Regions from separate parts of the Homo sapiens genome. Here region 1 is linked to region 2. A link is an interaction called in ENCODE POLR2A ChIA-PET data of the cell type or tissue named here. Cell type or tissue: Caco-2. All regions are shown on one strand. Links, peaks and the distances in the headings refer to the core of each region. The heading gives the core; the rest is flanking DNA.

Region 1 (15,744 bases), core at 4,775-12,774, 85 kb after region 2:
AGTAGATCTGTCATGGCCAGAAGCAGAGACTCCAAGTTCTGTTAATTTTGATTTTTGGTTTTCATGGAAATGGCTGGAAAAAATAACTTACAAAGATAAATAGATTCAAACCAAAGAAACACATTATTGGCTATCTTTACAAAAATAGGATTCATATTTATGAAATCTAGGTATAGGTTGAGTGTCTTTTATCCAAAATGCTTGGAATCAGAGTGTTTTGGATTTGGGATTTTTGAATTAGGGATATTCAGCTTGTACTAATTATGAGAAGGTATTTGTTGAAACTCAGCTAGTCAATTTTCATTTTCCATGATACCGTTTTTTTTTTTGTTTTTTTGTTTTGTTTTGTTTTTTTTGAGATGGAGTCTCGCTCTGTCACCCAGGCTGGAGTGCAGTGGCGCAATCTCAGCTCACTGCAAGCTCCACCTCCCAGGTTCATGCCATTCTCCTGCCTCAGCCTCCCGAGTAGCTGGGACTACAGGAGCCCGCCACCACGCCCAGCTAATATTTCTGTATTTTCAGTAGAAACAAGGTTTCACTGTGTTAGCCAGGACGGTCTCGATCTCCTGACCTCATGATCCACCACCTCAGCCTCCCAAAGTGCTGGGATTACAGGCGTGAGCCACCGCACCCCGCCTCTTTTTTTTTTTTTTTCCTAGCTTTTCAGAAGATCCTGCATTTCTTATATTAATTAACAAACGATTTGAAACTTCTTTTGGCAAATGTTTACTCAGATTTGAGTTGGTAAATAATAGTAGATAACATTTATTGAGTGTTAACTCTGTGTATGGCAATTTTCTTAAGTTAATCCTCACGGCAGCACCATGACATATGCACAGTTAGTATGCCCAATTTATGCATGAAGAAACTAAGGCACAGAGGGGTTAAGTAACTTGTCCAAGATTGCACAACCAATAAATGAGAGAGCTGAGACTTGAACACATGCAGCCTGGCTCATACTGCAGACCATTACACTACACTCCCTCTTGTGTGATATAAGGCATTGAACCATTTTTGTAAAAGGTGCTGTCTTTGCCCATCAGTATATAGATGATGGAAACATTTCCAAATATTCACTTTTAGAATGCTGTCACTGTAGCATAAAATAGTTATTTTCCTCAACAAGCATTAAAGCACCACATTTATTGCAACAACTTAGAGTATGTGTTTATTTTTTCAAAAGTATCTGTCAAGCGGCATGTTACTGATATGATAGCCATTTACCATCACAAAACAGGGCAGGTAATTTGGATCCCTTAGCTTGCTTTTTTTTTCTTTTCTTTTTTTCTCTCTGTTTTGAGGACAGGGTCTCGCTCTGTTGCTGAGGCTGGAGTACAGTGGCATGATCATAGTTCACTGCAGCCTCTAACTCCTGGCCTCAAGCAATCCTCCCACCTCAGCCTCCCTAGTAACTGGGACTACAGGTGTGTTCCCACCATGCCCAGCTAATTTTTTATCTTTTATTTGCTGAGACGAGGTCTTGCTATGCTGCCCCAGCTGGTCTTGAACTGCTGGCCTCAAGTGATCCTCCCACCTCAGCCTCCCAAAGCACTGGGATTACAGGCACGCACCACCCCACCCGGCCAGGATCACTTAGCTTTTCTAAAGAAAATTATATAGCTCATCTTTAAGCTTAAAACTCTTACATGCTTTTGCCAAGAGAAAACCAACAAACCATTGTGTGGGTTGAAGTACTACAGTTTTGGTTTGGTTTGGTTTGGTTTGAAATGGAGTCTTGCTCTATCACCCAGGCTGGAGTGTAGTGGTGTGACCTCGGCTCACTGCAACCTCCACCTCCCAGGCTCAAGCAATTCTCCTGCCTCAGCCTCCCAAATAGCTGGGACTACAGGTACGTGCCACTACACCCAGCTAATTTTTGTATTTTTCCTGGGGACAGAGTTTCACCGTATTGGCCAGGCTGGTCTCAAACTCCTGACCTCAGGTGATCCACCTGCCTTGGCCTCCCAAAGTGCTGGGATTACAGGCGTGCGCCATGCCGTCCATCTCTGGCCACTTCTTGACAGGAAAAGAATTGCATCCAAAATCTGACCATTGGCTCATTTCAGACATTGTACTTTCAGCTCTAGCATTTAGTTTGCTTCTTTTTATATCTTCTTTTTCTCTCCTCCTTGCACTCCTATTTTTCTTAAAATCCTTGTGCACAGGCTCCCTCTCCCAGATCTCTTTTCCCTTCCTGTTCTGCCTCTCCTTCCCTGGGACCACACTGGCTTCTCACTATGCCTTGACCATGCCCTGTTCACAGCTACCACGGGACCTTTCACTGGGCGCTGCCTCTGACTGGGGTGAATCCTTGCGCTGCCTGGCATTACCATCCAGATCTTCATCCCCACTCACTTCTTCAGAGGCCTTCCCTGTCCCCTTGTCTCTAGGACCCATTTCCCTCACTCCCTGTGCCTCTCCTCTCCATGCTCAGCAGCGCAAACGCTCCTCACTCACAGTGGGGCTGTGCCCCAGTCAACCCATCACAAGTGGAAAATATCATAAGTCAAAAATATATTCAATACCCCTAACCTACCAAACATCATAAGTTGAAAATATCATGAGTCAAAAATGCATTTAGGCCGGGTGTGGTGGCTCATGCCTGTAATCCCAGCGCTTGGGGAGGCCAAGGTGAGCAGATTGCTTGAGGCCGGGGGTTGAAGACCAGCCTGGGCAATGGGGTGTGAATCCCTATCTATACTAAAAATACAAAATTATCCTGGCATGGTCGTGTGCGCCTGCAATCTCAGATACTTGGGAGGCTGAGGCAGGAGAATTGCTTGAACACGGGAGGCAGAGGATGTAGTGAGCCAAGATAGCGCCACTGCACTCCCGTCTGGGTGACACAGTGAGACTCCGTCTCAAAAAAAAAAAAAAAAAAAAGAAAGAAAGAAAAGAAAAAAAGAGCTCCTTTTCCCGGTTTCTCCAGGAGCGCTCTTCCACTCATCTGGTCTCCTGCCTTGCGTTTGTCATTTACATGCATGGCTTATCTCTGCTATGAGGCTGAGCCTTTCCCAGAGCAGCTAGTTGGTTCCGTTGCTTAGGAAATATTTGTTAAATTAGTACTGAAAGAGATTTTCTTTGGCTGCTGGTTAAGAAAACAGAAGCTTTTTTTTTTTTTTTTCTGAGACAGGGTCTCACTCTGTCCCTCAGGCTGGAGTGAGACCCTATCTCTTTAAAAAAAAAAAAAAAAAAAGAAAGTCATAGCTCTCTGCAACCTCCACCTCCCAGGCTCAAGCAATCCTCCTACCTTAGCCTCCCAAGGAGCTGGGACTACAGGCATGCACCACCATGCCCGGCTAATTTTTGTATTTTTTCCAGAGACAGGGTCTCACTTATGTTGTCCAGGCTGGCCTCAAACTCCTGGGCTCAAACAATGTTCCCTCCTCGGCCTCCCAAAGTGCTGAGATTACAGGTGTGAGCCACTGTGCCTGGCCAGTAAGCAGAAATCATACTGAGAATTTTTCAAAGTCGTTTGCCTGGCGGGCTTCTTTCCTTTTTCTTTCCCTCCCTGGGTGAGATGCATCCACCCCATACATTGCAGAGCGGGCTCCGCCAGCCTCTGACTGTAATGGCTGGAATTAACGAGATAATATTGCGTGCACTTAGGAAAAGGTGCTGAATATGTACAGTATTGTTGTTTGTAATAATTATGTTCCTTGAGCCCTGTGTTGCATAACAAGCTATATAATACCTCCAAGATTGCTTTAGGAATTAAGTATCAGATGATTGTAAAACACTTTACAAGATTGTCGCATTGGGTGGGCGGAGCTGGCAGGAAAGCGTGTTGAATCGGAGGAGGAGGAGGCTGGGAAGACAGGGGTTACCGGATTTTGTGTGTTCCTGTTTTATATATGGGTGTGTCCTCTTCGCCTCCTCCAGACAATTCCCTAATTGAGCTGCTAAGATCGGAGGCATCTGACGTTCGCATAAGACCTGACAATCCTTGTGTGGGGTTTAAATGGCATTGGAAATCATTAACAAGACAAAAAGCTATTATTTCCGTAGATTAACACACAGGTTGGGTTTTGGCACGCCAAAATTCATTGTTTTGGTCTTTAGCCCAAACATGCTAGAGTCATTATATTGTCATGCAGTAATTAGCTGTTCCTTTAATACAAGTAATAAAAATTAAGCCTAAGAAGTTCTTTAGCAATGCCTCTTACATATCCCAAAACAATATTCAAATGCTGTAGGCATTTAGCCATTCAACTGTGCTGTAGTAAAGTTTGGAGTTTAATGCACAGAGATGTTTGAACATTTAGCTCATCCTTTAGTCTGTGACCAGCTTTGCTACATAGGCATTAACCTTTAATAGTGTCAGACTAAATATACATGCCATGATGAATGATTATGAGATTGCCTGAATTTTCATTTACAGTATAAGGCTCTGAAAATTGGTGTAAAGGTCTGGTTCCTCCTCACTTGATAATGTGCGTGTCATTTTCATATGTCACCGGATTCCTTGCTTAACCGCATGGGAGAAGCTATTTTTTAATTCGAAGCAGATACAGTGGGGTCCTGGCCTTTTGAAAAGAATGAACTGGAAATGTTGACAGAACTTTTAGGGAGGGCAGGCAGTATACTAGGTGTGTTCTTTAAAGATATAATTTGCTGGCACTTGTGCTAGAAAGCCTACGTGAGCAACTCTTAATAGAATTTTATACGTGATCAAAGGTTCCTCTCTTTACCTCCTCTTCCCTGACCTCTATGTCAAGTTTAAATCGTGGTTCTGTACAAAGGAGGCTGTGAACGGGCTGTTCACTTTCTTGAAACCATTTGCCCAGCACAAGGTCGTGAAGGTGGGGAAGAGGGGCAGGCTGAGAAGGTGAAGGTATCCAGAGAAGTTATGGAAATTTTTTTTACAAACAGCACCTGGAATCTTTTCAGGAATTCTGTTTTTTTGTGTTATCACGACTCCTGCTTACAAAGAACCATCTCCCCAAGATAGCATTTTTTTTTTTTTCCAAGACAGGATTTCGCTCTGTTGCCCCGGCTGGAGTGCAGTGGCTCAATCACAGCTCAATGCAACCTCGACCTCAAGGGCTCAAGGACTTCTCATGCCTTAAGCCCCCCAGTAGCTGGGACTACAGGGGTATGCCACCATGCCTGGCTAGTTTTTTGGTTTGTGTTTTTGTTTTGTAGAGACAGGCTTTCACCATGTTGCCCAGGCTGGTCTCGAACTCCTGAGCTCAAGCAATCCGGCCACCCTCGGCCTCCCAAAGTGCTGGGATTACAGGCATGAGCCACTGCAGCCGGCCTCCAAAATAGCTTTTGGAGTCAAATTTAACATAAATATTTTGATGCTGATTAAAATAATAATGAAAAGCCATGCACCAGAAAGAGATGCAATTATAGGCTGTGTATACGTGCAGAGTAAGTGCCCAGCAGCCAGGGATTCTGCATGATGGACTGTGTTGCTGTGAAACCCCAGCACCCGGGATCTGCTGACGTTGAGCCCAACATATCCCAGCGCCTGCCTTTTGTAAACTCTGCAAAGACGCTGGCATCCTAAAGAGTCCCTGGCTCCTGCTGGATACGTTAACCGAGGCATGGTAGACCTGGCCCTCGATTCCAGGAACCTAGGGTGGTCTGAAAAATTAATGACTCTGGCATTTGAAAATTAAGTGAGCTCTTGAATATATACTCTTGTTGATCCGCTGGGCATGGTGTTTGGCATTCTTCGACTGGAGACTAAATCTCTGCAGCCATCTCACAAGTGACACTGGCGCCCATACCAGAAATATATTCAATAATCTTTCTAAGCCCTGTGGACTTGGGTATTCTTCCACTCTGACGGAGCCTGAGAATTCCAAAGGAAGTATGCCCCAGGTACCCAGCAGGCGGAATATAATTGCCTCTTAGGCAGCAGAAAGAAAACTAAAGATCACATTGATGCGGAAGAACATTTAAGGTCTCTCTATCCTGTGTTGAATTCACAGTAAAGGCGAGAGCCGTGAGTTTGTACTGTAAATTCCAGGTCTGTGACTTCTGACTTTGGATTAAAATCCAGTTTTCTGGAAGTGAATCTGATGGCAGATATGACCTTGAATTGGCTGCAAGACCCCAGCGCTGGCCTGGCTGCCGTGCAGCGCGCGCTGCTCTGCACTTAGTTATCATCAGGAGTGTGGTGGCCTCCTGGCCAGCTGGTCTACGACAGGGCCATGCCGGGTCACCAGCTGTGCCTCTGCAGGGGTCTCCAGCCTTGGGACCTGCGGCCGCTAACCCCTGACTCTTCTGAACACCCTTCATTAGTGAAGGAGGATCGTAATGGAAAGTGGTCATGTCATGAAATGGGGTGGCTTTATAAAGCCTAAGTGTTTCTTTCCTCTGCTTCACCTCTGCTTCATTCTTTACCTTGTTGTAAAGAATGGTCACTCAGGGCTGGGTGGGGTGGCTCACGCCTGTAATCCTTTGGGAGGCTGAGGCGGTCAGATCCCTTGAGTCCAGTTTGAGACTGGCCTAGGCAACATAGGAAGACCCTATCTTTACCAAAAAATACAAAAATTAGCCCAGCGTGCTTGTGCATGCCTGTAGTCCCAGCTACTTGGGAGGCTGAGGTGGGAGGATTGCTTGAGCCCAGGAGGTGGAGGCTGCAGTGAGCCATGATCATGCCACTGCACTCCAGCCTGGGCGACAGAGTGAGACCCTGTCTTAAACAAACAAACAAACAAAAAAGCATGATCACTTGGAGTTAACAGACTTAGGTGTGCATTCTCCATGCCAACCAACTAGCTGGGTGACCTCAGGTGAGTCATTCTGCTTCCCTGGGCTTTAGTTTCTGAGGCCTCTTTCTCGAGATTGTTGTAAGGCTCAAAAGACACAATCTCCATAAAGTGTCCCGTGAACTGTGTGGCGTTCTCAGGCATCAGGTGTCACTTCCAGCCTCATAATCACTGGACCCTTAAACATCCCGGCACCTGTCCACGGACTTGTCCGTCCTCCACGTGCAGCTCCGGGGATGTGATTGACCTCCTGGGGCTGCTACCTGGTGTATTTCTCTACTTATCTGATCAAAGAATGAAAATCATGAAAGTGTCACACCAGGCAGGAGTAATCGGCAAATACCAGTGAATCTCATGGCTATTGCCACCCCATTTTCACACCTCGAGGACCCCGGGCTGGGTCCATCCTTTGTAAAGCACTGGAGAATTCTCCCACCCAGCAAGGGGGCTGGCTGCAGGGGCATGACTGTGGCCTCTGGGGAGCCCCCGGAGCTGATGTCCCAGGAGCCCCACTCTGAGCCTGTGTACCGCCGTGGAGGGGGCCTGTTTGCTGGCCGAGTGGGGTGATGGCTGTTTTCCTGTTGTGCAGATCCCGTACCAGCTTTGGATCTCGGACAGCAACTCCAGCTCAAAGTGCAGCGCCTGCACGATATTGAAACAGAGAACCAGAAACTTAGGGAAACTCTGGAAGAATACAACAAGGAATTTGCTGAAGTGAAAAATCAAGGTTGGTGGAAAATGCGTTCTTTGCTTTTTCTTTTCTTCTTTTTTTTCTCTTCTTTTTATTTTAATTGGCTTTTCCCATACTTTTGAGACCAGCTCTCCTTGTAATATACACGTCATAAAGTCAGGGTGGGGCAGGAATCTGAGTCGTTAAAGAGAGATGATAATCATGCTGAGCTATTTCGAAGTAAAACTTTTCCTCTGCACAACAACGACGTAAGATTTTATTGCCCTCTGATGAGACCGATCAGGATTCTTTGAAAATTCTTCCCGTATCATTACGTGATTGGGTCTGCCTCTTGAAAGGCCCATGCATTGCCTCCAGGCGACACCTGTCAGAGAGCCAGCTCATGATCAAAGGGTCACACACAGTAAGTCATTTAATAATTGCTGTGGATACATTAAGGCTTCAGACACATCTTAAAGGCTGCATGCTTAAGCCCCGCTGTTGCCTTGTCAGTATCGCCTATTCATTAGGAATTTAATGAAAGAAAACAACCTCTTGGTGTGTTTGCCCAGCCGTCAACAAGACAGAGAGGGCAAAGGTTGCCTGGCTTTTCCCGTCAGGGAAGAACAAAGGAATCTCTCCTTTACCTAAAATCCAGAGGCACTCAGGATCCAGGAGCCTGTTGGCTTCCTTGGCTTGAAGGAAAATCACAGCTCCCGTCTGACAGCAGCAGCAGCAGGCTTTTCAGCCAGCTCCAAAGAATAATTCGGCCAGTTTGTTTTGGTTTGGGAATGTGAGTACGGAATTAAATTGAAAGGGGAGGCTGCCCATTCCTAGTGGCCTTCCATTGACCATTTGTAGAGACTTCAATAAAGAGTTAATTGGGGCCACGTGCGGTGGTTCACACCTGTAATCCCAGCGCTTTGAGAGGCCAAGGTGGGAGGACTGCTTGAGGCCAGAAGTTCGAGACCAGCCTCGGAAACGTAGCAATACTCTGTCTCTACAGAACATCAGAAATTAGCTGGGCATGGTGGTGCACACCCGTGGTCCCAGCCACTCAAGAGGCTGAGGCGGGAGGATCGCTTGAACCCAGGAGGTCAAGCCTGCAGTGAGCCATGATTGTGACACTGCACTCAGTCTGAGTGACAGAGCAAGATCCAGTCTTTAACAACAACAGAAAAAGTTAATTGGCAAAGACTTCTTTTTTTTTTTTTTGAGATGGAGTCTCGCTCTGTCGCCCAGGCTGGAGTGCAGTGCACGATCTCGGCTCACTGCAAGCTCTGCCTCCCGGGTTCACGCCATTCTCCTGCCTCAGCCTCCCGAATAGCTGGGACTACAGGAGCCCGCCACCACGCCCAACTAATTTTTTTTTTTTTTTTTTTTTTTTTTTTTTTTAAGTAGAGACGGGATTTCACCGTGTTAGCCAGGATGGTCTCGATCTCCTGACCTCATGATCCACCCCCCTCAGCCTCCCAAAGTGCTGGGATTACAGGCGTGAGCCACCGCACCCAGCCAATTGGCAAAGACTTTCTAAAAGTGTCCTTTGGCTTTAAAAACACTGCAGATAGACCAGGGAAGAAGAATTGTCCATGGGAATGATCCAGAAAGCATCTGTGATGATGTGTGAAGAGCCAGAGGTAGAGGCATGGGCTGTGAGGGCGGCGGTGCCTAAGACCTCCGAGCACACCTCCCTGTAGTGTGGGCATGGGGGTACTCAAGCCCTCAGGCCAGCATAGCTTCCTTGCTGAAATTTGGGGGCACGAGGTGACAGGCAGCTGGGGAAGCCAGACCCCGCTTCTTTCTGGCTTTGCAGAGAGTGGTGAGCCTTTAGGACTAGAAGGGACAACTCTGTCCTGCTAGAGAGCGAGGCATTGGGCTTACTAGGGCTGGAACTGCTGTGAGGGAAGGTATTACCTTCCCTTGTAGGAAGCATTTCTTGCCAGAATCACGCCAGTATTGCAGTAAAAGGTAACCTGCAAATCTGCACATTGAGTTTTCATAGATACGCTACCCTAAAGGGGAGTATCCTGGTTTTTTTTTTTTTTCCCCTTCATTGTCCTCTGGTATCTAATTTTGATAGATCCACTCTCTGGTTTGTTTGGTGAGTGTTTTTTATTTATTTATTTATTTTAGATTCAGGGTCTCGCCCTGTCACCCAGGCTGGAGTGCAGTTGCATGATCATAGCTCACTGCAACAACCTTGACCTCCTGGACTCAAGTAGTCCTCCCGCCTCAGCCTCCTGAGTAGCTGGGACTACAGGCATGTGTACCACCGTGCCCAGCCTCTTTCTGGCTTATTTTATTTTTTTGAGTTTGCTTTTGTTTTGTTGGAGGGTGGTGCAGGTGGGGCCTGGTGGGCTGTGCAGGATTGTCCTTCCCTTCTCCTTCTATCACTGGTGCCTAAATTACCAGCTTCCCAGTGGCCAGGGCTTTGCACAGGGGCTGACCAGGAGCCAAGCTGGGTGTGGATGTTCTCTCCCCAAAGATCTCATCCACACTCAGGAGTGGCTTTTCACAATGAGTTATAGAGCCCAAGATTTAAGAACAGCTCCAGGCCAGGTGCAGCGACTCACGCCTATAATCCCAGCACTTAAGGAGGCCAAGGTGGGCAGATCACTTGAGGTCATGAGTTCGAGACCAGCCTGGCCAACATGACGAAACCCCATCTGTACTAAAAATACAAAAATTACAGGCATGGTTGGGCACGCCTGTAATCCCAGCTACTCAGAAGACTGAGGTGGAAGAATGACTTGAACCTGGGAGGTGGAGGTTGCAGTGAGCTAAGATCACACCACTGTACTCCAGTCTGGGCAACAGAGCGAGACTCCATCTCTAAAAAAGAATGGCTCTGGAGGCAGACAGACAGACCTGGTTTGAGTCCTTTTATTGCTACCACCTAGCTATGTGACCTTGGGCAAATTATCTCACTTTGCTAAAAGCCTCTTTCTCTTGGGAGGCAATTCTGATACTTACCAGGTAGGGTTGGTGTGAGCTTAAATATGCATATACACACAGCATTTGGCACTCAATAGTACCTGCTACTTATTCAGCAGTGTGGTTTTTGAAAGAAATTTACCCTCCTTTATTTGGATAACAAGTTTTCCCAAGCTCCAGAAAAATGTCATTTCCTCTCCCCCACTTCCAAGAATAAAAGTGATTATAATTTGGGAAGGTGGGCGGTGCACATCACTTCTTGTAATTATCACACCAGTAGTGTAAATGATTAAAAAGTTAGAGCAGGGGCCAGCACAATGGCTCATGCCTATAATCCTAGCACTTTGGGAGACCAAGTCGGGAGGATCTCTTGAGGCCAGGAGTTCGAGACCAGCCTGGACAACATAACAAGACCTATCTCTTAAAAAAAGAAAAAAAAAAAGATGGTGTGAGTCCATTGTGTGTTGCTGTAAAGAAATACCTTAGTCTGGGTAATTGATGAAGAAAAGAGGTTTATTTGCCTCATGGTTCTGCAGGCTGTATGAGCACGATGCCAGCCTCTGCCCAGCTTCTGAGGGTCCTCAGGAAGCTTTTACTCATGGCAGAAGGTGAAAGAGGATCAGGCATGCCACAGGACAAGAGAGGAGGGGGCATCCCAGACGTCTTAACCAAATCTCAGTGACTCATCACCAGAGAGAGGCCACCAAGCCATTCATGAGGGATTCGCCCCCATGACCCAGACACCTCCCACTTGGCCCCACTTCCAACACTGGAGATCAGATTTCAACCTGAGATTTGGAGGAGACAAACATCTAAACTATATCAGGTACATAATAAAAGTTAGAGCAAAGAGGGAACTTCTGCCTCATGGGCCACAGCCCCACCCATCCCGCAATGATGAGTAAATGGAGGCCCCAGGTAATGCCAAGCCCTTTAGATTCCTCTCTGTTATGCTGGCCCCGTCCTCCCCTACACATGCCTGGGAGGCCTGCTGAGACACCCAGCATCTGCCCGGGATACAGCCTGGGCCAGAAGGCCAGAGGCGCTAGGATAAAGTGGCCTCTGGCTGAGGTTGGGCTGGTCCGTGAGCACTCACCCGGGTCCAGGGGGTGGCAAAGAGACCTCATCAGGCACAGCACACTGTCGAGGTCACACACTGTGATGTGTCACTGAGGAGCCCCACTGGAGCAAGCGTTAGCGTCCAAGTGCTGTACAGCCACTTCCAGCCGGTCCTTAAAGGCAAAAATGAGGCCAGGCATGGTGGCTCATGCCTGTAATCCCAGCACTTTAGGAGGCCGAGGTGAGCAGATCATTTGAGGTCAGGAGTTCGAGACCAGCCTCGCCAACATGGTGAAACCCCGTCTCTACTTAAAAAATACAAGAATTAGCCAGGTGTGATGGCACACGCCTGTAATCCCAGCTCTTCGGGAGACTGAGGCACGAGAATTGTGTGAACCTGGGAGGCAGAGGTTGCAGTGGGCCGAGATTGCGCCACTGCACTCCAGCCTGGGTGACAGAGCGAGTATCTGTCTCAATAAAAAAAAAAAAAAAGACAAAAATGCTGTATGTTTACACGAGAGTGTAGACCATTGACGTAGCAGAGCAGTTCAGGCTTTTTCAGAGCTGACCTGTCTGGAGTCCATTCTGGAAGTGTCCAGCTCTTGCCTCACTTTGGCCTCGTCCGTATGGCTTGAGAGAGACGTATCACCAACCACTGTGTGCACAGAGCATTTCTTCCAGGACCTGAACAGCCAAACCAAAAGGCGGAAAGTTGCCCAGTCCCCTCTGCTGTGCCCTGATGGGATCGTTGGTGGAATTCCACCTCTCTACGGAAAGCACTCTGGGACACACCTCATGAAAAAGGCCAACCTCTTAACAAAAGAGCCTTTCACACAAAAATTAGCCAGGTGTGGTGCGCGCCTGTAATCTCAGCTACTCGGGAGGCTGAGGCAGGAGAATTGCTTGAACCCAGGAAGCAGAGGTTACAGTGAGCCAAGACTGCACCACTGCATGTCAGTCTGGGCCACTGAGCGAGACTCCGCCTCAAAAAAAAAAAAAAAAAAAAAAAGCCTTTAGCTTGTATGCACTAAGCCGCGTGGGTGTTAATCGCCCAGGTGTTTTGCTCCTGCTCTGGCCAGCGCATGTCCGTGCAGCTCAGGGAGCAGGAATGGATGTGAGTTACACACCTGGCAGGTGCCCTTGCTGCACCAGAGGGAGCTCCATTGCCACAAGCCCTGTCTGGGCTTCCCCCAGCTCTGCCCGGCCTCGGCTCCTTCAGTCATTCATGCCACAGTGCTTTCCTGAGCACACGTCTGTTTGCCAGCACTGGGAACACAAAGAAAATGAGCCTCGCCTGCTAAGAGGTAGATCTGTAGCAGCGGGCGACAATTCCTAAGAGCTCCCCTCTCTTGGGGGCTGGGGCCACAGTGCTTTTCCACAAAGCATCCAGCATGCGGAGTGGCATAGGCGTATCTGGAGGAGGGCGCACGTGGAGTTGTCCTGCCCCAGAGCCACCCACACACAAAGCATCCAGCATGCGGAGTGGCATAGGCGTATCTGGAGGAGGGCGCAGGTGTAGTTGTCCTGCCCCAGAGCCACCCACAGGTCTGTTCCATTCATCAAATCCGCTTTGATATTCCCCATTTGGGCAGTTGAGGTGATGTCTGTGAACCTGCAGTTGGTGGTACCAGAGCCGTCTGGACCTGCGCTTTCCCAAGACAGCCCTGCCTCCCAAGGGGCCCCTCGCTGCCCCACATCCTTGGTGCTCACACCTCACTCTAGGACTCCTCCAGGCCACATGCCAGTCACCGGAGCATCTTCCCCCAGGCTACGGCACCCTCTGCTCTGCACACAGCCCATGACCACCAGAGTGGTGGGCACTCCAGGGTGGGTCCCTTCCAGCCCACTCCCTCCATGCTTTATCCACCTAGCACCACATGTTTCTTGTCACTTGTGAACCAGCAGAGCTGCAGGGCCAGGCCTGCTTGCTTGCTTCCTTCCTTCCTTTTCTGTCTCCCTCTCTTTCTTTTGCTCTCCGTTTCTCTCTCTCTCTCTCTCACTCACTCACTCACTCACTCACTCACACTCTGTCACCCAGGTTGGAGTACAGTGGCGCAATCATAGCTCACTGCAGCTTCAAACTCCTGGGTTCAAGACATCCTTCCACCTCAGCCTCCCAAGTCCCTAAGCTGGGACTGCAGGTGTGTGCTACCACGTCCAGCTAATTCTTGCCCTTTTTGTAGAGGCGGGGCTCGCTGTGTTTCTGGGGTTGGTGTCAAACTGCTGGGCTCAAGGGATCCTCTCACGTTGGCCTCCTAAAGTTCTGGGATTACAGATGTGAGCCACTGTGCTTGGCCTGTAGACTTTCATCTTTTTTTTTTTTTAATTTATTTGTAATTTGTGTGGGTACATAGTAGGTGTCTATATTTATAGGCTACATGAGACGTTTTGATACAGGCATGCAATGTGAAACATCACATCATAGAGAATGGGGTACCGTAGACTTTCTTGACTCCACTTCGATTGCTTCTTCCAAAATGCACACACTATTATGAACTATTTTTTTTCTGAGAAAGTACTTAAACCCACCTAAAACTTTATTAATCATCCCTCAGTTACAGGACTAATTTAAGACTCATCAATAAGATGATATGATATTTTACCATTGATTTCCATCTCCCCCCACCCTTTTTTTTCTTTAACTGGTACTACAGAAACCAAAGCTCTTCTTTTCAGCAAAATCCATTGATCCTCCTCAGCCTAAACGTTTAAAGTTCAATTTAACATTTAGGGAGTAAAAGGTCTCTGAAGGGACTCATAACCATTGATTTTGTGTCAGAGTTGAAGAGCTAAGGTTTAAAACACACCGATCCTACCAGGTTATGAGAGCCTTGTACCTACAGCCATATGGAATTGTATGCTTCTCTTACTGTAGGTTTTTTTTTTTCTTTTCTGCAGAGGTTACGATAAAAGCACTTAAAGAGAAAATCCGAGAATATGAACAGACACTGAAGAACCAAGCCGAAACCATAGCTCTTGAGAAGGAACAGAAGTTACAGAATGACTTTGCAGAAAAGGAGAGGTGAGCATGACTTCCAGGCACACACAGACTGACATAGCATTTGCCCCTGAACTTCACATCATCAGACATGTTGATAAATGGATCTGCAAAATAAGCCCAGGTTGTAACCCCAAATCTATAAGGGGTAAAATGTTTCAAAAATGATATTCTGGCTGGGTGTGGTGGCTCACGCCTGTAATCTCAGCACTTTGGGAGGCCGAGGTGGGTGGATCATGAGGTCAGGAGTTCGAGACCAGCATGACCAACATGGTGAAACCCCGTCTCTACTAAAAAATACAAAAAAAAATTAGCCAGGCATGGTGGCGCACGTCTGTAATCCCAGCTACTTAGGCTGAGGCAGGAGACTCACTTGAACCCGGGAGGCAGAGGTTGCAGTGAGCCGAGATCGCGCCACTGCACTCCAGCCTGGGCAACAGAGTGAGACTCCATCTCCAAAAAAAGATATTCTACATTTGTGAGGTTTCCTTGAGCGAAATGCATCTGTCTTTCCCAATCGGTGGATGGTGTCAGGCAGCCAGTGGGCCCAAGACTATCCAAGCCGTGCAGGTGCAGAGGTGAAGCTCAAGGCATGAGTCGTTAGCAAGGCGGCACCTGGCAGCTGGACCTGGGCTGAGACCAGAGAGGAAAGCCCATTTCCCAGTGTGTGTCCTCTGGGGACAAGCCCTGGGCTAGTGCTAAACTCTTTCTGCCTTCTCAAGCAAATTGATATTTAATATTACACACACACACACACACACACACACACACACACACACAGACTCTCTGATGTATTTAATATTACACACACGCGCACACACACAATCTCAGTGGGTTTTTTGGTATTGCCTCTTTCATTACCTCACATATCAGGGAGTTAGTATCAGTAAAATATGTTAATGCCCTATGTAACTGATGTGAGTTTTAGATTTCTAATGACTTACATTACCAAAAACGTTTCCCACAAATAATGAGTTGGTTTTCCCCTAGTGTGATGAGTTAATGAAAGTTAGATTCCTTGTAACAACAATAAGGACTATTGAGCTTACGGATCCCAACCATATAGATCTTTTTTTTTTTTTTTTTTTTTTTTTAAGACAGAGTTTCACTCTCATTGCCCAGGCTGGAGTGCAATGGCGCAATCTCGGCTCACTGCAACCTCCGCCTCCTGGGTTCAAGTGATTCTCCTGCCTCAGCCTCCCAAGAAGCTGGGATTACAGGCATGCGCCACCACGCCTGGCTGACTTTTGTATTTTTAGTAGAGTTGGGGTTTCACCATGTTGGCCAGGCTGGTCTTGAACTCCTGACCTCAGGTGATCCACCCACCTCAGCCTTTCAAAGTGCTGAGATTACAGGTG
Region 2 (15,744 bases), core at 3,750-11,749:
TGCTGGGTTCCCCTCCTCTGTCTACTCCACCTGCTGAGGCTGGGGCTCTCAGGGACACAGTCAGCAGCTCAGCCTCTGGAAAGACCTGGAAAGATCACATCCTTCTGGGAACCTGCTTCTGGAGGCACAAGTAGTGTAGCTCCTCTTAGGCCCTTTCGATGAAGTAAGAGCAGCTCATTAGCATCCCAGGCTACAAAGCCTAAAACCCTTTGCTTTTACCAAAACCAGAGGGTCTAAAGAGAAAGGTCACGAGGAGCGAGCGGCCGCGTGGATGAGGTTGGCCAGAGAAACTGGTTTGTTTTGGAAGCCGATGGAAGATGCGCTTGGAAGGCTAAGGCTGCCGAGGTTGAAGTCCGTCATTCTCAGTGCAGACCCTAGGGAGGAAGTAGCAGGACCCCAGTGGGGCTGCAGGCATTCAGAAAGAGAGCTGCCTGGGGTTTCCCTTCAGAACCTCCCTCCTTTTAACCCGGGAGTAAAGAGAAAAAGACCCGCGGGGTCCACTGGCTCGGAAGTCGGTCTCTTTCAGTTTGGAGCCTCCAGTTGGAAACCTGCCTTTTAATGGCCAGGCTGATGGTCTAGTTACTCTTTGAACAGGGAAGCCTCGTCAGGCTCTCTGCTGACCACGCCTCAGTGCTCCCTCGAAGGACAACTCTGGAATGCCAGTTTTTATCTCATCTCGGTAGAATGGATTTTTTTTCTTTTCTTTTCTTTTCTTTCTTTGAGACAGAGTCTCGCGCTATCACCCACGCTAGAGTGAAATGGCACGATATCGGCTCACTGCAACCTCCGCCTCCCGGGTTCAAGCAATTCTCATGCCTCAGCCTCCCGAGTAACTGGGATTACAGGAGCGCGCCACCACACCTGGCTAATTTTTGTATTTTTAGTAGAGATGGAGTTTCACTATGTTGGCCAGGCTGGTCTCAGGCGATCCACCCGCTTCAGCCTCCCAAAGTGCTGGGATTACAGGCGTGAGCCACCGTGCCCGGCCCTAGAATGAATTTTTCTTTTAGGGAAAATAAGGTTATTGGTGAATGGGTTTGGGCTGTCATCTTCAGAAACTGATTTCATCTAGAACAGTTTGTGACGGGCAGATGTGGAATAAAACCACTGGATGCATCAGGCGTCACTGCCAAGGGTGCAAGGGGCTGCTCCATGCTGGGCGTGCGAGAGGAGCAAGAAGCCGTCCCCGCCCACCACGGTGCAGGCCGGGATGCAGCGGAAAGCCCTTGCTTCTTAGATTTCCCACACAAAAGTGTATTTCTTGTAGATTTCGCCAGCGCGGGCCTCCTCCTCTGCTTGGCAGTGGCTCTGCACGAGCTGCCTTGGGATGGATCTCTCATCTTTGCTGCTGGCCTCATCCAAGGAACAGACCCCATGCACGGAGCCTAGATGCCCCGAGGTCTTCACTGATGGCCCTCTGAATTTTTATTTTGTTTGTATTTCATTTGTTACTGATTGAATTTTTGAGACAGGGTCTCGCTCTGTAGCGCAGGCTGGAGTGCAGGGGCGCGATCCTGGCTCACTGCAGCCTCGGCCTCCTGTACCTAAGCCATGGCCCTCTCTGACTTTGAACCCCTCAGTTCATTCTCAGATCAGACCACTCACTCACTGAGGCCCTCGGCTCTTCCACAGGTCTCAGCCTTTTGCCCCTTATAGTTTTTAGTTGTTGCAGCCTTTCTGTTCTCTTCCCCTCTCCTGTTAAGGGGACATTTCCAAGCACCCTGGCCACAGAACCTCCTCACCTCCCACCCTCCGCCCCTGGGTGCCAGGGCCTGGGTTCTCTGTGGAAGTCCTGCCAGCTCCGGGTATTTCCCACGTGGATTTCTCATCATCTTCACCACCAGATCAGTTCCTGGCCTGCACCCCTCCTGTCTGGCTTGTGGCAGGGGCTGCCACCCTCACCTGGGCCCTAAACTTCTACAAAGCCCCACTCTCTCCTGTTCCCGTCAGTCTGCTTGCCAAGTCCAGTTTATTTTAATTCTGGGGAACGTTGTCTTCCTCCTCCCCCCTCCCTCGCCACCACCCACCTCTGGTGTTTTTTTTGTTTTGTTTTGTTTTGTTTTTTTTGAGATAGAGTCTCACTCTTGTCACCCAGGCTGGAGTGCAGTGGTGCGATCTCGGCTCACTGCAACCTCCGCCTCCTGGGTTCAAGCGATTCTACTGTCTCAGCCTCCTGAGTAGCTGGGACTACAGGCACCCGCCACCACACCCGGCTAATTTTTGTATTTTTAGTAGAGGCAAGGTTTCACCATGTTGGTCAGGCTGGTCTCGAACTCCTGACCTCAGGTGATCTACCTGCCTTGGCCTCCCAAAGTGCTGGGATTACAGGCACCACTTCTGGTTCTGTTACCTTCGTCCAAACTTGTATTTCCCAGCTGGTATCTTCCATCTCCAGGCTTTCCCCTCTGGCCTGTCCTTTAGCAGGAGTCACCTTCCTGAAGCAGACCCTGGTCTGGTCTCTGCGTACTACCTTTTGCATGGTTGGTGGCCGTCCACCCGCCTCTCAGGCCATGTCTGGGTTCTTCTAGGGGCTTCGGTGATCTGGGAGCCTGTCCCCGCTGGCCCCCTCTCCCATGTCTTACTCCATCAGCTTCACCTTGTTTGTATCTCTGGATCTCCTCTTTTTTCCTTCTGTTTGTATCTTGTCTCTTTCTAGAAAGCCCCCCCACCTCTACTCGCCCCTCTGTGGCAAATATCACCCAATTCAGGTGCCCCCAGCCCAGCAAAGAGGGATTTTCATTCCTTGGGCCCCCGTTGTAGGCTAGCTGCGCCTGTCTTTCGGCACATTTCATTTCCTGCCTGGTATTTCGGTCGTGTGCGTGTCTTTATTCTCCTCGTGTAATCCCTGAGGTGCAGAGTGCGTGTCTGTCCTCCTCTGCCCTCTCTAGAGATTGGGATATGACCAGTGTTCAGCCCCCAACCAAAAGAGCCTAAGAACCCCAGGTCCCCAGCCTGTCCTGCTCTGCTGGGGGCCCACATGCCTGGGGACAAGGCACCTTTCCTTCCCTGACCTTGACTAGGACAGGACATGGGGTAGGGCCTGAACATTGAGCAATTGTCAAACTGCCTACTTACGATGAACAAAATAGCTTTTCAGGAGGCGAGACCACAGCACAGTCATGGTGAATCCTGATGCGCACCCCAGGTCTTTTATCAGGATTTTTGTTTTTCCTGGTGGGCACAGATGTAGGTGGAGCAGATCAGAGGCCTCTCAGGTTCTTGATCACTCATGGCAGTTCAGGCCTGCCAGTAGTGAGGTCAGAGATCCATACAGCAGGGGAGAGAAGGGAGGTACAGGGAACCCTCGGCCCCGCGTGCTCCAGCAGGTCTGCATGATTAACCTGAATTGCAGTGTTCAGAGGCTCGGCCTGCCAGCCACAGCGGTTCCAGATGAAATGCAGCTTAGAAGGCAGCATGGTGTAGTAGCTTTGGCGCCAGCCGCACCCAGAGTTTGGATTGTAGCCAGATGGCCTCAGGTGCAATGTATAACCTCTGGGAATTCCAGATTTCCTATTTACACGACAGGGATGATTCCATACCTGAAGGGCTGTTTGGAAGCATCTAGAAGCAAGCACAGTGGAGTGGCTGTCATGACGCTGACCGCACAAATGATGGTGTTAGGATCCCTCCACGGATGTGGCCAGGTGACACCCCTCACCTAGGCCGCACAGCACCCTAATGTACACACTGAAGAAAGGCTGCGTGGGGCTGCAGAGCGGCTCATTTCTAAGAAGGCCAAAGAAATTGCTCAGTCCAGACCAGGGAACCCAGTTTCTCTTTTAGAGGTGGGATCTTGCTATGTTGCTCAGGCTGGTCTCGAACTCCTGACCTCAAGTGATCCTCCCGCCTTGGCCTCCCAAAGTGTTGAGATTCCAGGCATGAACCACTGCACCCAACCTGTAGCCTCTTTCTACAAGTAAAATAATTCAGGTGAGTTCAGGCCCACGCCAGGTCTTAAACCCTGGCCCTCTGCCCATCTTCCAGCCTCCACCCCTTCTCTCTCCTTACAGAATCTTCTGTTCTTCTGCACACCAGCGTGGCAGACAGGTTGGCCAAGGGCCTTGGACTTCTTTATCTCTAGTACATGTTCCTGTAAATTTAAACCTCCTCAGTTGGGTAAAAGCTTTGGAATTACTAACATTCCTTTTGTGCTGCCTAACGTTCTTGCCATTTAAAAGATTAGCAGGCATAATTTCAGTGAGCCTTCGTGACTGGCGTGCCTCACTTAGCTTAATCCCTGGTTGGTACATGTTAAAACCTATAAAGACAGCCTCTCCAGCACACATGGGGAGCTTGAAAATGAAAGAAAGGTTGCTCTGACCTCTCAGAACTGCGGACTTCTTAAAAAAGAAAGAGTGAGGTGGGCGGCCTCCCTTGCTGCCGGTGCTAGATTCCATGATATGAAACAGCAAGGGTGCAGCTGGGTGCGGTGGCTCATGCCTGTAATCCCAGCACTTCGGAGGCGGGGGTGGGCAGATCACCTGAGGTCAGGAGTTCGAGACCAGCCTGGCCAACATGGTGAAACCCCGTCTCTACTAAATAATACAAAAATTAGCCAGGCATGGTGGTGAGTGCCTGTAGCCCCAGCTACTCAGGAGGCTGAAGCAGGAGAATCACTTGAACCCAGAGGTGGAGGTTGCAGTGAGCTGAGATCACGCCACTGTACTCCAGCCTGGGCAACAGAACAAGAAGACTCTGTCTCAAAAAAAAAAAAAAAAAAAAACTGACTTGGATATGTGCTTACATAAGAAAGGGAGATTCACCAAGTGAACCATGCATAGCATCTCTTAAATCTGTATCATGGAATTCGTGATTGGGCCTCTCTTTCATATCAGGCAACATACATGTGATGTACATACCTGTAGCTTCCGGGAAAGGGAAGGAAGTAGAGATGACATTGTCTGTTACTCGTTTGTATGTGTGTGTGCGTATTTAAGTAAATATGTGTGTGCATAGGGACATGTCACATGCATGTGTGGCACATTTATAGGATGAAGAGGTGTCTAAAAGACATTGAGGAAACTCAGTGAAGGAGTTCTGCCGGCGGGCGTGAGGACCACGCTAAAAGATGCCGGTTGTGCTTTGTGTCTAAGCTGAAAGCATGGATATCATTTTATAAAAGTAAAATTATATTGGCCAGGCGTGGTGGCTCATGCCTGTAGTCCCAGCACATTGGGAGGCCGAGGTGGGCGGATCACCTGAGGTCGAGAGTGTGAGACCAGCCTGACCAACATGGAGAAACCCCCATCTCTACTAAAAATACAAAAAATTAGCCAGGCATGGTGGCACATGCCTGTAATCCCAGCTACTCAGGAGGCTGAAGCAGGAGAATCACTTGAACCTGGGAGGCGGAGGTTGCAGTGAGCCAAGATCATGCCATTGCACTCCAGCCTGGGCAACAAGAGCAAAACTCCATCTCAGAAAAATAAAAAAAAAAAGTAAAATTATATTGTTATTGACGGTCTCTTTGTTCGAGTAAGCCGTCTCTGGATATATCATTGTATGGTGTATTCATGCCAAGGATTTGGTGTGAGTCTTGAAGCATTCACACCAAATTGTGGCCAAGCCCAGCACTGAGAGCGCAGTGGGCGTTCGGAGGACACGTTTGGATTTTGTGATCCTCTGCCTGGCAGGAGCTGCTCAGCCCCTACAGCCCCTTCCCCGAGACCACCAATGCGTTTCTCTTCAGTTTTGCTATTCTCATACGCTGGTGATGGGATTTTGGAGACAAACATGGTCTCTTCTGCTTGCTTGCTTGCTTATTTATTTATTTTTCCTCCCAGGTTCAAGTGATTCTCCTGCCTCAGCCTCCCAAGTAGCTGGGATTACAGGTGTGCGCCACCATGCCCAGCTAATTTTGTGTTTTTAGTAGAGACGGGTTTCACCGTGTTGGCCAGGCTGGTCTTGAACTCCTGACCTCAGGTGACCTGCCCACCTTGGCCTCCCAAAGTGCTGAGATTACAGACATGAGCCACCGCGCCTGGCCTTCTGCCTTTTTTGGTGAACTCCCTGTGGGTGGGAGAACTACCCGGTGGAGTCGGTACCTAACCAGGGCAGGACACGGAGGTACACCCCTCTCATTTTCGGCAGCAGGGTGAGAGGATTTTTATTATCTTACTTAGACACTTGAATTTATTTTTTTATTTTGAGACGGAATTTCGGTCTTGTCACCCAGGCTGGAGTGCAATGGTGTGATCGCTGGTCCCTGGGTTCAAGTGATTCTCCAACCTCAGCCTCCCAAGTAGCTAGGATTACAGGCGCCCATCACCACACCTGGCTAATTTTTGTATTTTTAGTAGAGACGGGGTTTCACCATGTTGGCCATGCTGGTTGACGCTTGAATTTATTTATTTATTTCAGATAATTTTGGACTACAGAAAGGACTCTTTGAAAGGGTATTCTAAAATAATTTCACCCAATTAGGTTTTAAACATAGTCTGCCATATTGTTGATTTCACAGGATTTGCTTTTTTAAAAAAATGTATTTTATTTATTTAGAATTTTTCTTTAAGAGATGGGGTCTCACTCTGTTGCCCAGGCTGGAGTACAGTGGTGCGATCTCGGCTCACTGCAACCTCCGCCTCCCGGGTTGAAGCAATTCTCATGTCTCAGCCTCCCAAGTAGCTGGGACTATAGGTGCGTGCCACCATGCCTGGCTAATTTTTGTATTTTTAGTAGAAACGGGGTTTCACCATGTAGGCCAGGCTGGTCTCGAACTCATGACCTCAAGTCATGCACCTGGCTTGGCCTCCCAAAGTGCTAGGATTATAAGCGTGAGCCACTGTGCCTGGCCTTCAGTAGCTTTTAAAGGTTGTAGCTGAAGATTTTGTACTTGTCACATGGGGGAATATGATAATGAAAGCAGAAGATAGACTAGTCACTCTACTTTTCCCAGCGTCCTCTCTGACTGGACTCTTTGAAGGTACTGCCCAGGGTCATGAAGAGATGGCCCTGGCTGCTTCCAGAAGGTATACATTCCCGTGTCCACTCTGTGTCCTGGAGAGTGGGGGCGGGGGGAGGGGGTTGTCCGTCTTTGTATCTCTGTCTCTCAGTACAAATTTAATGAAGGAATGAATCAATGAATGAATGAAGCAAGCATTCCCCCAGAGAATTCTTAAATCATCTTAGCCGGTCATGGAATTTCCCAGCAAGTCAGCTTTTAGAATCCTGAAAATATTTTCAGTATTCATCTCTTTAAGGAATATATCAAAAGCAGTCAGCACCAACCACGGTTTTTCAGCTGATTCCCAAATGTGTGATAAGAAACACCTAATTCCTTGGGGGAGAAAACTTGTTCAGGTTAAATTCTTGCGGTAATCCTTACGGCCCTGTGGTGTTCGCTAAGATGTAGCAAGAATGTAAATAGCTAGGTACTTTGATCTACCTCAAATACTTACTAGTTTAAACATTCTGCCATTCTGCCGTCATACCAAAAAAAAAAAAAAAGCACCATCCCAGGGTTATGAATGACGTTACTGTCTTTGGACATGCTGTCTTGTGTGGCTGAGACGTAGATCAAGAGAAATTTGTAAGAAAGACAATAAGGTACAAAAATCGCCGAAGCTAATGTCAAGATGGAGATAAATAGATCTATATTTGCCATATATGGTAGTAAAAGAAAAGTCTGTGCAAATTTGCTCGACATTTATGGACTTCTATGATTCATCTACCAGGGCCAGCAGCTCCAGCCAAGAGATATAGAATGTCTTCAACTGTATTTCTTTCCTAAATTGTTTCATTACAAAGAAGCCATGTTGTGTATTCAGAAGAAAATTCCAGGACCGCATGAAAGTCACTATTTGGGAACAGGCCTGAGAAAGCTTGCTTAGAGGAATTCCAAAAGTATTCAAAAGGCAGTTATTGACCAAACACATAATAATTCTCTAAGCATCAACAATTTTCCATAGATCCAAGCTCACATATACAGCGTATTTTCTGTGGCTAGTCACTCCAGAAATAGAGGGTTCTCTGCTTTCTTGACTGATTGACTCATATGCAAACGCTTCTCATTTCATTTTGTTATTTTTTTGAGAAAGGGCTTGTTCTGTCTCCCAGGCTGGAGTGCAGTGGCACAGTCACGGCTCACTGCACCCTCGACCTCTCTGGGCTAAGCCATCCTTCCACCTCAGCCTCCCGAGTAGCTGGGACCATAGGCACACACCACCATGCCTCGCTAATTTTTGTATTTTTTGTAGAGACAGGGTCTCGCCATGTTGCCCAAGCTGGTCTCGAACTCCTGGGCTCAAGCAATCCTCCCACCTCAGCCTCCCAAAGTGCTGGGATTATAGGCATGCATCAACATGCCCAGCCTGTTTTTTGTTTTAATCTGTTATTGAGTAAGGTGCAATTTGTGGCTCCATATACAGGGACAGGTTGCAAAACAGGTACTGAGCCGTGTGTATCCTTCAGGTCCAAGCAGCTTCTAAACTGTGTCTATCTCTGTTCAGGTCCCTGGAACTCTCCTGGGCAGCAAGCTCACAAGAGACCGACCTCTGTGGCCTTCGAAGCGGGTTGCTGTTAGACACACCTTTTAGAAGCTACATTCATAGTATCTCAAAAGACAGACATAAGGGGTACTCGGTATGGCCACCACTCACTCCCACAACACAGCCACCATTTCCCACCCAGAATTTCCTGTGAAATGTGCTCATTTTAAAACAGCACACATCCTGAGAATTGCAAAGTTGGGCATAGAGATCAATACAAATTAGACTTCTTTTTAGATACGCTCTACGCTCTGCAGAGCCCTCTGGGGTCTCCAAGGGCTGGGACCTGCTGGATAAAACTGGATGAAACTAAGTTGCTGCTTCTTTGGTGCCCTTGAATGGACTTTCTTGGCTGCAGTGACGTTAGGTCCGCTTCCTAGCCGCGTGCTGCTCTGCCATCGGGGATGCTAAAGTCGGGGAGGGCCAGGAAGCCTTTCTTTGCTTGGAAGTTTTTGTTTCTCCTTCGCCTGCTAGGTTGGGATAATCCGTTGGGAAGTCTCTGAGCGTCTTTAAACATAAAATCTAGTTTCAAAGGTTTAAATTCCCAAGTTGCCCCCTAAGTTACATGTTGCTTAGGCTTGGTTGCTATCTGTATGGTATAAATAATTCCATTTAGAAATTAAGAAATTATGGGCTGCATTTTTGATGCCAGTGGCTCTGTAGTATCCCCCAACCACCAAAAAAAAAAAAAAAAGAAAAAAAGCATCTAAAAATTGTGAGGTTACCGCTTAGCTCTGTCTTTCTGGCTGCACATGGGTTACCAGGTGCCTTGCCAAGACCCTGCCTCCGTGTCCACCATGCTTTGTGTCTGCAAGTAGATTTACCCATCGTTCATTATTAATTATTCCTCTGAGCAGCTCTGTGAAGCTAGTAAATATTAATAAACAATATGTGCTGATTATGAACCTAAGACAAAAGGATGTCTTTTTCAAGCTGCTTAATTTTAGGTAAACTAGTTGCACACAAGCGATGAATAAACGTGAAGTCAGGCATCCAGGCGGTGAAACAAAATCAAACTGGAACTGCAAAAGGAGAGTGCCTGAGATCTGATTTTATTTTATTTTTGGGATGGAGTCTCACTCTGTCACCCAGGCTGGAGTGCAGTGGCGTGATCTCGGCTCACTGCAACCTCCGCCTCCCAGGTTCACGCAATTCTCCTGCCTCAGCCTCCCAAGTAGCTTGGACTACAGGCACACACCACCATGCCCAGCTAATTTTTGTATTTTAAGTAGAGACGGGGTTTCACTGTGTTGGCCAGGCTGGTCTCGAACTCCTGACCTCAGGTGATCTACCCACTTCAGCCTCCCAAATTGCTGGGGTTACAGGTGTGAGCCACCGCATCCAGCCGAAAGGATACAGTTTATTTAAAGACAAAGGAAAAAGAAAAACCATAATTGTGTTCACTTAGAAACATCTCCCATTTCATACTGATGTCTTTCCTGGTGGTGGTGTCCAAATGCTTATATGTGTGTGAGATTCATTGTTACCATGTTGGGATCAGACTGTAAACAAGCTTTATAAAAGTTCGTGGCTCCTTTCACTCATCCACCCGCTATGCATCGTCCAGATCTGAGTTCACGTGCTCCTTCCCCAAAGGAGCCTTCTCTCCTGTCTAGGGTCAGGTCTGCCTCTTTTTTTCTTTTTCTTTTTTTGGAAGCAGGGTCTCACCCTGTCACCAGGCTGGAGTGTGGTGGCGCGATCACGACTCACTGCAGCCATGACCTCCTAGGCTCAAGCAGTCCTCCCACCTCACTCCCAAGTAGCTGGGATTACAGGCACATGCCACTACACGTGGCTACTTTTTAAAATTTTTTTGTAGAGATGGGATCTTGCTCTGTTGCCCGGGGTGGTCTCGACCTCCTAGGCTCAAGCGATCCTCCCTTAGCCTCCCAAGTAGCTGGGACGACAGGCTCATGCCACCACACCCAGCTAATTTTTTTGATTTTTAGTAGAGATGGGGTCTGGTTATGTTGCCCAGGCTGGTGTTGAGCTCCAGAGCTAAAGCAGTCCTCTCGCCTTAACCTCCCAAAGTGCTGGGATTACAGGCACATGCCCCTGTGCCCGGCCAGGCTTGCCTCTTAAACTCCCTTCGCTCCACATGCCCTTCTGCAGCACCGGCCACAGATAAGTGTCATCCATGCTGGTGGTGATTTGACTCATGTCTCACCTGCCACACAACAGAGGCCCAGGAGGCACAGCAGCCTGTGGTCTCTGCTCATGATTGAAGGAGCCCCTAAAACAGGGCCGGAAGGCCCAAAATAGCCACTCAACAAACATCTGTCGCATAAATGGAAGTCACGTGCCTCATTCCAAGTCTTTGCTGTTCTTCAAAAAATAATGGTACTCCAAAAAATAATGATACTCCAGATTACACTGAGCCATGACCACACCCCTGCACTCCAGCCTGGACGACAGAGCGAGACCTCGTTCCTTACAAAGAATTATACTGAGTACCTAATATGCAATTGCATTGCTTTAGTAGAATTCTCTCATAAGTACTCCCCTGGTGTCGGAATCCACATTGTTCCCAGTTGTTCTCTGTTCTAAACTCATGCTGAACATTCTTGTGCATAAATCTCTGCCTACATCTCTGATTATTCTTACGGATAGACTCCTGAAAGTACTAAGAGGAAGGATTAATCTGCGTTCTGATTTTAAACAGCCCATTTGTCTAAATATTAGCAGGGCCTAAGATCTGGAATAAATGACACAGTGGCAAAAGTCGGAGTCACACGTCCTGGTTGGTTTCAGAGAGTCCTGGGGTGAAATGGTGCCTTTGGGGTCCATCCCTGTCTAGCACAGGAGTCCCCTTTGCAGCAGTGTCCATAAAACGTTAGCTTGGGCTGGGTGTGGTGGCTCATGCCTGTAATCCCATCACTTTGGGAGGCCGAGGTGGGTAGATCACCTGAGGTCAGGAGTTTGAGACCAGCCTGGCCAACACGGTGAAACCTTGTCTCTACTAAAAATGCAAAAATTAGCCTGACGTGGTAGTGGGCGCCTATACTCCCAGCTACTCAGGAGAATTGCTTGAACCTGGGAGGCGGAGGTTGCAGTGAGCCAAGATCGCACCACTGCACTCCGGCCTGGGGGACACAGAGAGACTCCATCTCAAAAAAAAAAAAAAAAGTGAGCTTGGTGATGAGTCTGGGAAGAGCATCTCTTCATTCATTCAGTCCACAAGTATTCACTGTGTCTGCCCCGAACCTAGCACCATCCTTTGGCCCAGGAATAGAACGGAGGAATGTACATCTCCTCAAATGTCTCCTAGAAATTGAGACCTCACCATTCTCGCTAAGCTCCCTGAGGGCAGGGACTGTGACTGTCTCATTCACTGCTCGTAGTTAATGCTCAAATGGTTTTTGAATAAATTAAAATACAATATGTGGGCCAGTGCGGTGGCTCACGCCTGTAACCCAGCGCTTCGGTAGGCCGAGATGGGTGGATCACCTGAGGTCAGGAGTTTCAGATCAGCCTGGCCAACATGGAGAAACCCCATCTCTACTAAAAAATACAAAAATTAGCCAGGTATGGTGACACACACCTGTAATCCCAGCTACTCAGGTGGCTGAGGCATGAGAATCGCTTGAGCCTGGGAGGCGGAGGTTGCAGTAAGCCAAGATCACACCACTGCACTCCAGCCTGGGCAACAGAGCGAGACTCTGTCTCAGAAAAACATGTGGTTCCTCTCTTTGACAAGTTCCAAATCTATTGATGTAATTGATGTATAGATACATCAGTAAATCACAGATGTATTTTCAAAGTTCTGAAATGTAACTAGAGATTTGTTTATTTTTGAGATGAAGTCTTGCTCTGTCACCCAGGCTGGAGTGCAGTGGCATGATTATAGCTCACTGTAGCCTCAACCTCCTGGGCTCAAGTGATCCTCCCACCTCACCCTTCCGAGTAGCTCGCACTATAGGCACTTGCCACCATGCCTGGGTAATTTTTTTAGAAACTTTTTGTAGAGCAGGAGTGTCCCTATCTTGCCTAGACTGGTCTTGAACTCCTGGCCTCAAGCAATCCTCCTGTCTGGGCCTCCCAACGTGCAGGGATTACAGGTGTGAGCCACTGTGCCCAGTCAGAGGTTTCGACATGAGCAGTTATTCAGAAAGGGACCTGGAAGAATATTTTGAAATCAGACCTAGAGTCAAATCAGACTTATTTAAGAGAATTAACCAATGGAGCCTGAATTTGGCTTCTCCCATTTCCTACCACTGATCCCCTGGCCATGAGGACAGTCCTGCAGGAAATTCCTGTGCCAGGTGGGCTAGCCCAGGACACATGGCTTTGGAGACTAGGCAGGGAAGATCCAGCCCAGGGTACTGGAGCTGGCGCTTGCATGCCCCTCTCACTGGGGTGTCTGATCCCCAGATGCCAACGAGGCTCTGGCTGTCCTGTCTGAGCTGCCCCTGAGGCCACACACAGGATCTCAGAGTGGACAAACAGCCTTTCCCTTGACAATGAGCAGTTCTCAGCTCTGAGACCAGAAGAAGCCTTAGTGCAACCATTTCTCAAAGTTTCAGTCTCTTAAAATTGAGGACTCCGGAGAGCTTGAGTGCGTGCGTGCGTGCGTGCGCTGTATCTCTCAGTATTGACTGTGTTAGACATGAAAGCTGAGGAGTCTGCAAAGCACAGGAACACACAAACACACGAGCCGCTGGTGTCAGAGTGAGGCTATCATCACACATCGCAGGCATCTGGAAAACTCCACTGTACACTTGCGGGAGAAGGCGAGGAAAAGGCAAGTAACAAGAATAGTTTTGACCTTGTGGATCCATGAAAGGATCTGGGGAGCCGGGAGTCCCCAGACCCTGCTTTGAGGATCGTTGGCTTAGTGGCATTGGCATCCAGGCTCCACCATAATCCTGAGCCGTGGCCACGTGCTGCCAGATCACGGCCTCTGTGCAGTTCGAATCTGCCCTTCTTCTTAGTCCTTTGCACCATCCTCAGCCTTTATCCTCCTCGGTCCACATTCAGGCATTGCCACTTAGATAACCGCCCCCGCGCCCCCCTCCCACCCCACTTTTCAACATCAGACAAGTCTTTTTTTGTTTGTTTGTTTTTTGAGACATAGTCTCATTCTGTTGCCCAGGCTGGAGTGCAGTGGCACAATCTCGGCTCACTGCAGCCTCTGCCTCCCGGGTTCAAGCAATTCTGCCTCGGCCTTTGGAGTAGCTGGGATTAAAGGCACATGCCACCACGCCTGGCTAATTTTTCTATTTTTAGTAGAGTTGGGGTTTCACCATGTTGGCGAGGCTGGTCTTGAACTCCTGCCCTCATGTGATCCACCTGCCTTGGCCTCCCAAAGTGCTGGGATTACAGGTATGAGCCACCATGCCCGGTCTCATCATCAGACAAGTCTTGCAGATCCCCTCTTGATCAGGAACTCAGGGGTCCCCACCTGCAGCTTCAGGGTACCCCTCGCTGCTTACCAGCAGGCACCCTATGTTGAAATCCTGCACCCTCATCTCAGTTCCCAATCCCACCAGTCCCCCAAAGCCAGCCCTTCCCGTGGTGGAGTTGTACCACGTACCACGCAAAAGCCACAGCATCAGCATTGGAGACTCTGCCAGGACACGGAACGTGTTTTAAATGGCACAAAGACATTTAAATGGGAAGAAATTATAGCAGGAGTGAGTTTATCCCTTTCAAGATAATCTTATTTAATAACCAAAAAACTCACAAAGATGTGCATTTTATCCGACTACAAAAGCAGCGTGGCGGGTTATATATTGTGGTAATTACATGTTTGGGGTTTCATTCCTCCTTTAAACCAGATTTCTTTTATTTCAGAAAATCAGCCATTGTAGAAAAAGACTATTCATTTATTTCATTGCTGGGTGGCCTATACACTGTAAAAATAGGTCAAGAACAGTAATCTAAATTGACTGCTGATAAATAATTAAAGCTAATGGAATTTTTCTCAAACCTGTGAACTAAAATCTTTGAGAAATTGCCAGGACATACTTACTGTCTGCTGTTGTATAGAAAGATATTTTTTATTTAATACTTGAGTTTCAATGCCATTTAAAATTACCCTTTTCTATCACAAGGACTGGAAGGAATATGTGTTCATCTATAAAAGTAACCAAAGGAACGATGCCGTGTTGATGGTTATATGGTTCATCTTCAGATGAGATGGGAAGTGACGGTTTCAGTATCCTGGAACAAAAGAAACATCATTTTTCACTGAACTGGATTTTAAGTTGAGGTCTACAGTCCACATATCATATAATATATATTGTCTTGTTTTTAAAGACTCCATACCTGGTCTGAGCTCTTGTATACATTGATAAGGGAAACTTAACAGCTATCTAACGTGACATCCAGGAAAATAAATACTAAGAACATTTTTTCTTTCATTAGTAATTACTGTTCTCTCATTGCTGCTACCAGGACCTTATAAAAAGACATTGGGGTCAGGCGTGGTGGCTCACGCCTGTAATCCCAACACTTTAGGAGGCCAAGGCAGGTGGATCCCTTGAGGTCAGGAGTTCAAGACCAGCCTGGCCAACATGGTGAAACCCCGTCTCTACTAAAAATACAAAAATTAGCTGGGCATGGTGGCGGGCGCCTGTAATCCCAGCTACTTGGGAAGCTGAGGCAGGAGAATTGCTTGAACCCAGGAGGCAGAGGTTGCAGTGAGCTGAGATCGCGCCACTGCACTCCAGCCTGGGTGACAAGAGCAAAACTCGGTTTGGAAAAAAAAAAAAAAAAGAAATTACAAAGTGAGCTAAGACCAGAGGAGAGGGGAGAGGCAAGAGCGGAGAATTACCCCAGATGAGGGAGATCTGGAACAGAAGGTGACAACAGGCCAAGCCACAGGGCCAGGTCCCTAAGGGTCCCCACCTCTAGCACCATTGGCAACAACCTTGTGAGAGTCAGAATCAAGTCTTTCAGAAGTGACCCAGTTCAGCCCCTCACTACCCCCACCCTGCCCTAGTGCTCTTGGAAAGACTACATTGTCTCCGAAGGAGAAAGGGTCCCACCCCTGAACTGTCACTGTACAGGATGGGGTACCACCAAGAGATGTTGTACCTCTTAAATGCAGTCAGGGTTATTTCCCAGAAAAGTATCCAAGTTACTGTAGGATGAAAAAGACATCCAGAAAAACCTGGATTATCAGATTTTTTTTTCCCCCATTTGGAGACAGGGTCTTGCTCTGTCACCCAGGCTGGATTACAGTGGCACAGTCATAGCTCACTGCCATCCCAAACTCCTAGGCTCAAGCCATCCTCCACCTCAGCCTCCAAAATAG

What was found. Peaks named below come from ENCODE experiments on the same cell type or tissue, not always from the same donor. Only the 100,000 strongest peaks of a DNase experiment are listed, where the experiment ranks them.
Region 1: POLR2A ChIA-PET joins it to region 2 with 20 read pairs; 3 of 35 experiments call an interaction of 5 or more read pairs at or near these places.

The regions. Positions count from the first base shown.
Region 1 is chr7:102,090,050-102,105,793 of GRCh38, forward strand. CUX1 (cut like homeobox 1) reads left to right here. Exons shown (of 24, transcript NM_181552.4): 5 at 7,315-7,452; 6 at 14,287-14,410. Among named protein-coding and RNA genes, the nearest start is that of SH2B2, 190 kb to the right of the region's middle. RefSeq lists enhancers at 5,638-6,149, 7,029-8,228, 10,928-11,429, 11,430-11,929, 12,197-12,873 and 1 more. In Caco-2, for the core only: no CTCF peak of the experiment used is centred there; DNase peaks (open chromatin) are centred at 6,865, 7,302, 7,862 and 11,260; H3K4me3 peaks cover 156 bases.
Region 2 is chr7:102,005,695-102,021,438 of GRCh38, forward strand. The region is part of intron 2 of CUX1 (cut like homeobox 1); the gene reads left to right. Among named protein-coding and RNA genes, the nearest start is that of CUX1, 200 kb to the left of the region's middle. In Caco-2, for the core only: no CTCF peak of the experiment used is centred there; DNase peaks (open chromatin) are centred at 4,156, 6,957, 7,327 and 7,648; H3K4me3 peaks cover 378 bases.